Regions from separate parts of the Homo sapiens genome. Here region 1 is linked to region 2. Evidence: chromatin loops called from intact Hi-C (ENCODE). Cell type or tissue: endothelial cell of umbilical vein. All regions are shown on one strand.

The links. Hi-C counts contacts between places; a loop is a spot of excess contacts. Peaks named below come from ENCODE experiments on the same cell type or tissue, not always from the same donor. Only the 100,000 strongest peaks of a DNase experiment are listed, where the experiment ranks them.
Region 1: it touches region 2 in a loop (15-fold over the local background); 5 of 110 quality-filtered maps call a loop at or near these places.

The regions. Positions count from the first base shown.
Region 1 is chr5:126,837,073-126,839,572 of GRCh38, reverse strand. No RefSeq gene overlaps it. Among named protein-coding and RNA genes, the nearest start is that of LMNB1, 61 kb to the right of the region's middle. RefSeq lists an enhancer at 1-717. In endothelial cell of umbilical vein, a CTCF peak has its summit at 1,493; a DNase peak (open chromatin) is centred at 1,422.
Region 2 is chr5:127,288,971-127,291,470 of GRCh38, reverse strand. MEGF10 (multiple EGF like domains 10) reads right to left here and starts at 675. Exons shown (of 25, transcript NM_001256545.2): 1 at 415-675. It overlaps LOC105379199, which reads left to right and starts at 735. Exons shown (of 4, transcript XR_007058921.1): 1 at 735-893. In endothelial cell of umbilical vein, a CTCF peak has its summit at 1,393 (motif pointing left); no DNase peak of the experiment used is centred here; H3K4me3 peaks cover 738 bases; H3K27me3 peaks cover 907 bases.

The DNA.
Region 1 (2,500 bases), 450 kb after region 2:
GCTCAAAAAGCACCCCCACTGAGCACCTTGTGACCCCCCACTCCTGCCCGCCAGAGAACAAACCCCCTTTGACTGTAATTTTCCTTTACCTACCCAAATCCTATAAAACGGCCCCTCCCTTATCTCCCTTCGCTGACTCTCTTTTCGGACTCAGCCCGCCTGCACCCAGGTGAAATAAACAGCCGTGTTGCTCACACAAATCCTGTTTGGTGGTCTCTTCACACAGACACGCATGAAACGGATCACTCACAACATAGCCCTTGCTGGAGATGTGTTCACAATCCTAAAAACTCCATGAGAAAGCCAACTACCATTAGGAAAGTCAACAGACACAGCTAACAGAAAAATTAGCATTCTCCAAAACTCAAAAAAATAGAATTGAGACTATAAAATATGGTTAAAATGATTCATAAAAAGAATAAAAACTATAATAAAAAATTATGAAAAAGATAAATTTGAGAAAGAATCAAAGACAACTTCAGAAACAAAAAAATGAAGCCTAAAAAGTTCAATGGCTGGAATAAACAGATAAGACAGGGCTGAGAACAGAATCAGTGAGATAAATACGAAGGAGTTAACTGAGAATATAGTGTGGAGAAACCTAAAATACATGAAACAGGACAGGTTCAACACAGGTATAAAAGAAACCCCAGAAGGAAAGAACAGACAGTGGGGATGAGATAATACTCAACAAAATAAGAACATCCAAAATTTTCTTAATGAAGAACACAGAGATAAGACCTGAACAAGAGGAATAAAAATAAATCCATATCTAGGCGTGGTGGTGTGCACCTGTAATCCCAACTACTCAGGAGGCTGAGGCAGGAGAATCGCTTGAACCTGGGAGACAGAGGTTGCAGTGAGCGGAGATTGCACCATTGCACTCCAGCCTGGGCAACAACAGCGAGACTCTGTCTCAAAAAAATAAATAAAATAAAATAAAATAATAAAATAAATCCATACCTAAACAGAGGTGAAAACAAACACTGAAGACAAAACAAGGGGAAAATGTGAATCATGCTTGTTATCAAATAAATAATCCAAAAATGTATATATATGCTGTATGCCTAACATCAATTTCATGCGGAGATGCTGATTTTAATACACAGGATGGCAGCGTGCCCTCTAGCTCACTCACATTCTGCGGGAATGGGTTTAGGTGCAGCTCAATTTCAGAAAACCTCAATTTAGTCCAAAGTTTGTCAGTCTAAACAGACTCAGGAATCTACTACTGCCACACATCCAGGGGCAACAAACTGTTTATGTTGAGCCCTGCATTTGTACTCTCAATTTCCCCAGCATACACACTATTCTACTATGTTACAACTGCCAATTTTTCTTAATGCCCAAATTAATTCAAGTGTTGGCTTTTATAACCTAATTTATCCAGCAATAAAAGCACCTAGAATGTATTTTGATGACAAGAACCCCATCTTGTGGCAAAATGTTTCACAGCTGAGTTTGGCTGTGTACTGTAATGCCATTCCCACTCTGAAGATAAATCTGCGTTGAGAAGTTATCATTTTATCTGCTTTACCAGACAGAATTTCTAACCCAGCATTTATCTTGTGTCTGCGACGGCACCAAAGTATGCAGTAAATCTGCGGAACACAGTAATTCTGGGGCTTTGTGAGTTATTTTCAAGTGAAAGCTGGTAGTCTTTGTGCAGCTTACTGCAGGAATATTTTAAGAGAAAAACAAACACTGACTAGGGTTAGCTTCTGAAATATTATCTGTCCATTCTAGGAAGAGTTCAGATATTGCACTTCCTATAAGATGAACTCACTTAACTAAAGCAATCAAGACAAAACCTCCCCAAATCCACACGAATTGACACCATAATTAGCACCATACATAATAAAGCTACCCCACACACAGCACATTCGTATTTCATAGCATTCATGTTATTTTTCTAAAAGGTGGCTTTTAATCAATTTCTCGGCCCTTCCTATTTTAAAAGACAGTAGAATTACATTCTAAAATATTCTTCCCATTTTTTCTTTTACTAGGAATGTCCAGCATGGGAAACATGACAAAATGCTCTCTACGAATACAAAAACATTAGCCGGACATGGTGGTGTGTGCCTGTAGTCCCAGCTACTTGGGAGGCAGAGCCCAGGAGAGGTCAAGGCTGCAGTGAGCTAAGACCGTGCCATTGCACTACAGCCTGGGCAACAGAGTGAGATTCTGTCTTTAAAAAAAAAAAAAAAAAAAAAGGAATGTCTTCCTCAATGTTTTCTACTGTTCCTATTTGGTTTTCCTGAAGAAATTTTAAAAGGCCTTATTGTTAATAAGCTAAAAAATGTAATGAAGCATTGAGCATGATATCTGGCTCAAAAACATTAGTTATTATTATTGCTTTTATTATTGTTGTTATTAATGACAATTAAATACTGAAAGACCCCCAAAATAGCTTATCTTCCACAACTGGCAAAGCCTTAAAGAAAAATCCAGTTCAAAGAAGTCAAATTATATTTTTATCAAAAGCAAAACTGAAACA
Region 2 (2,500 bases):
AAAGGAAGTTCAACTGACCTAGAAGAAAGGGCCCAGCTGAAACTGCCTTTCAAGCTCAGTCCGATTCCCCACAAATCTCCCTACATCCAGCTATATCGCCCGGCAAAATGAAACAAACACAAGGTAAGGCAATACAAGGGCAGGAATTATGCAAAATAAAATGCGTAATGAGGATGTCTCTCCATCAAAAATACTCCAGGATTTTCCTACACAATCCCATGTAACAAAACCAAATGCAAACAACAATAAACCCTTAAGAAGCGCATGAACAACGCAGACTGAGCCCATCTCGCCCCACCTCACGCCGCACCCCGGTACCCTGGCTAAGGAAAATGTGACCCCCGCCCATGAGAAGCCTTCCGGCGTCCGGCCAAGGTCCAGGAGCCGCCGGAGTTGAGTTTGCCCAACTCTTACCCAGGTCCAGAGATCTTGAGAATCGCAGCGCAACCTTTTCTCCCCGGTCTTCACCCAAAGCCAGCCAAGACACAAAATCTGTTCCAATCAACGCGGTTAGCGTCCAAGCAGCGTCCCAGAAGAAAGCAATCTTTGGGAGTCTTCTTTCAGGCGTAAAGGTGGAGAAGCGGGAAAGAGGAACGTCTCAACGCGTTCCCAGTCGCCCAGTTTTGCGCACCGGGAAAGTACTTGCTGCAAACTTGAACAAGGTTTTCTCTGTCTGGCCCGAGATGCTGGAGGGGGTGGGGGCGGGTAACCCGAGCCGGGGCCGGGATTCGAGCAGTTGCCGCTGCTGCAGCTGCTGCTGCCGGGGCAGTGGCCGCTGGGGGGTTGTCGCTTGGCGCCGCGCGCAGTCCCTAGCGCAACATGCAGGATCTTCCCGGCCTGACTGCTGCACCTCGATCGTGAGTCGCCCCTGCCTGAGCGGCTTCCACCGCCTGGTGGGTGACCCCGCCAAAGGCCTGGTCGCGAAGTTAGCAAATGTTGGGGTCACCGCAGGGGGTGACCGAAGGGGTGTCAGAGTGGGTGCCCGCCTGATTCCCAACCCACGTTGGGTGCAAGTCCCTCGGCAGAGTCCCTGGGAGGTGTTCTAGACCCTCTGTAAGGATTTGTGGGACGGTGGCCGGCGCCCGAGCGGCCAACTGGAGTGGACGGCGGGTCCTCAGTGGTGTCAGGGGAGAAAGCGCAAAGGTGGGACCCAGAAAGGATGGTGATTAAGCCGTGCCAGAGAATGTGATGTGGCAGCAAAGTACATGGAAAGGTGGGGCGGGGAGGTGAAGGCAGAGGGTGGAGGGTGGGATAGTCTGCTTTACCATGGAGGGGCGGAGAGAGAACTCCCCGGACGCGCAGGAAAATCCCCCCAGGTCCTCGGAGGCCTCGCGCGGCAATTTATTGGGGAATGGCTCCCTCTGCCGACTCGCCGAGGAGGCCCCGGGAGGCCCAGTGATGGAATGTTAAAACCATGAACGGGCTTTTCCATTTGTGGGTTAGACAGGACATGAATTCTGGAATCTGCTTCTCTGACTGTCCATCTTCCTCTTCCAGACTAAAGAGTTTTCCAGCTTTTACAGGACCCCAAAAGATACAAATTTGACTGCTGCAAAGTTCTTTCTTGTGTCGTTGAATTCTATCCCCCTCTCCCCACAAAAAAACAAAAACAGGTTTAAGCCCCATAACCACTCCAGGTAACCATCTCCTACCAGGCTTCTCTTCCTCCCATTAATAAGAACTCTTTCTTTTTAGAGAGACTTCAAGAGCGTTCGAGTCCCTACTCAATAACGCTCCTGGAAAATAGTACAGACTCCATATTATGTTTGAGTGAATAAATGAATGGAATGAATGAACATAGATATGTTTGAAGCCCCTCACCATCCTCTTTACTCTCCCTGGAAATACACAGGGGAAGACTGTTTTGGTGTTTGTTTATTTGTTTGTTTAGCAGTCATCATTGCCCCTTCTCTGGTAACAGTACCTCCATTTTTCTTTGAGATACCATCCCTGCCACAAGGACAGCAGTCTGGGTGGAAGGTCAGTCAGGATGGTCCAGCTTTTCCCTGTCCAGAAGAGAGCAACTGACCTCAGCTAAGCCCCTCAGGCCCTCTCTGCCAGGAGTTGGAACTTTGATCTGGGCAGCACAGGCACAAATAATTCTAGAGGTGATTAATCCATATGGCTGTTTTCTAAGGAAATTGGCTGTTAGTTCATGCCACTTATTACCCAAAGATATTTTGCTTTATGAAACTTGGTTGCCCCACTTTCCTTTTAATTTTTTAATCAACTTTATTGGGGGATAAGTTACATTCCATATATTACACTCATATTAATTATACAGCTTCATGAGTTTTGAATAATGTACACACCCATGTAACCACTGCTTCAATCAAGATAATGAACAATTCCATCACCTCAGAGGGTTGTCTTGCACCCCTTTAAAGTCAACTTCTATCCCACCTCATATTTGGCCCGCTTAGCTGTTTTCTGTAACTACAGATTAGATTTGTCTTTTCTAACATTTCATATGAATGGAATCACTTACATATTCCTTTGT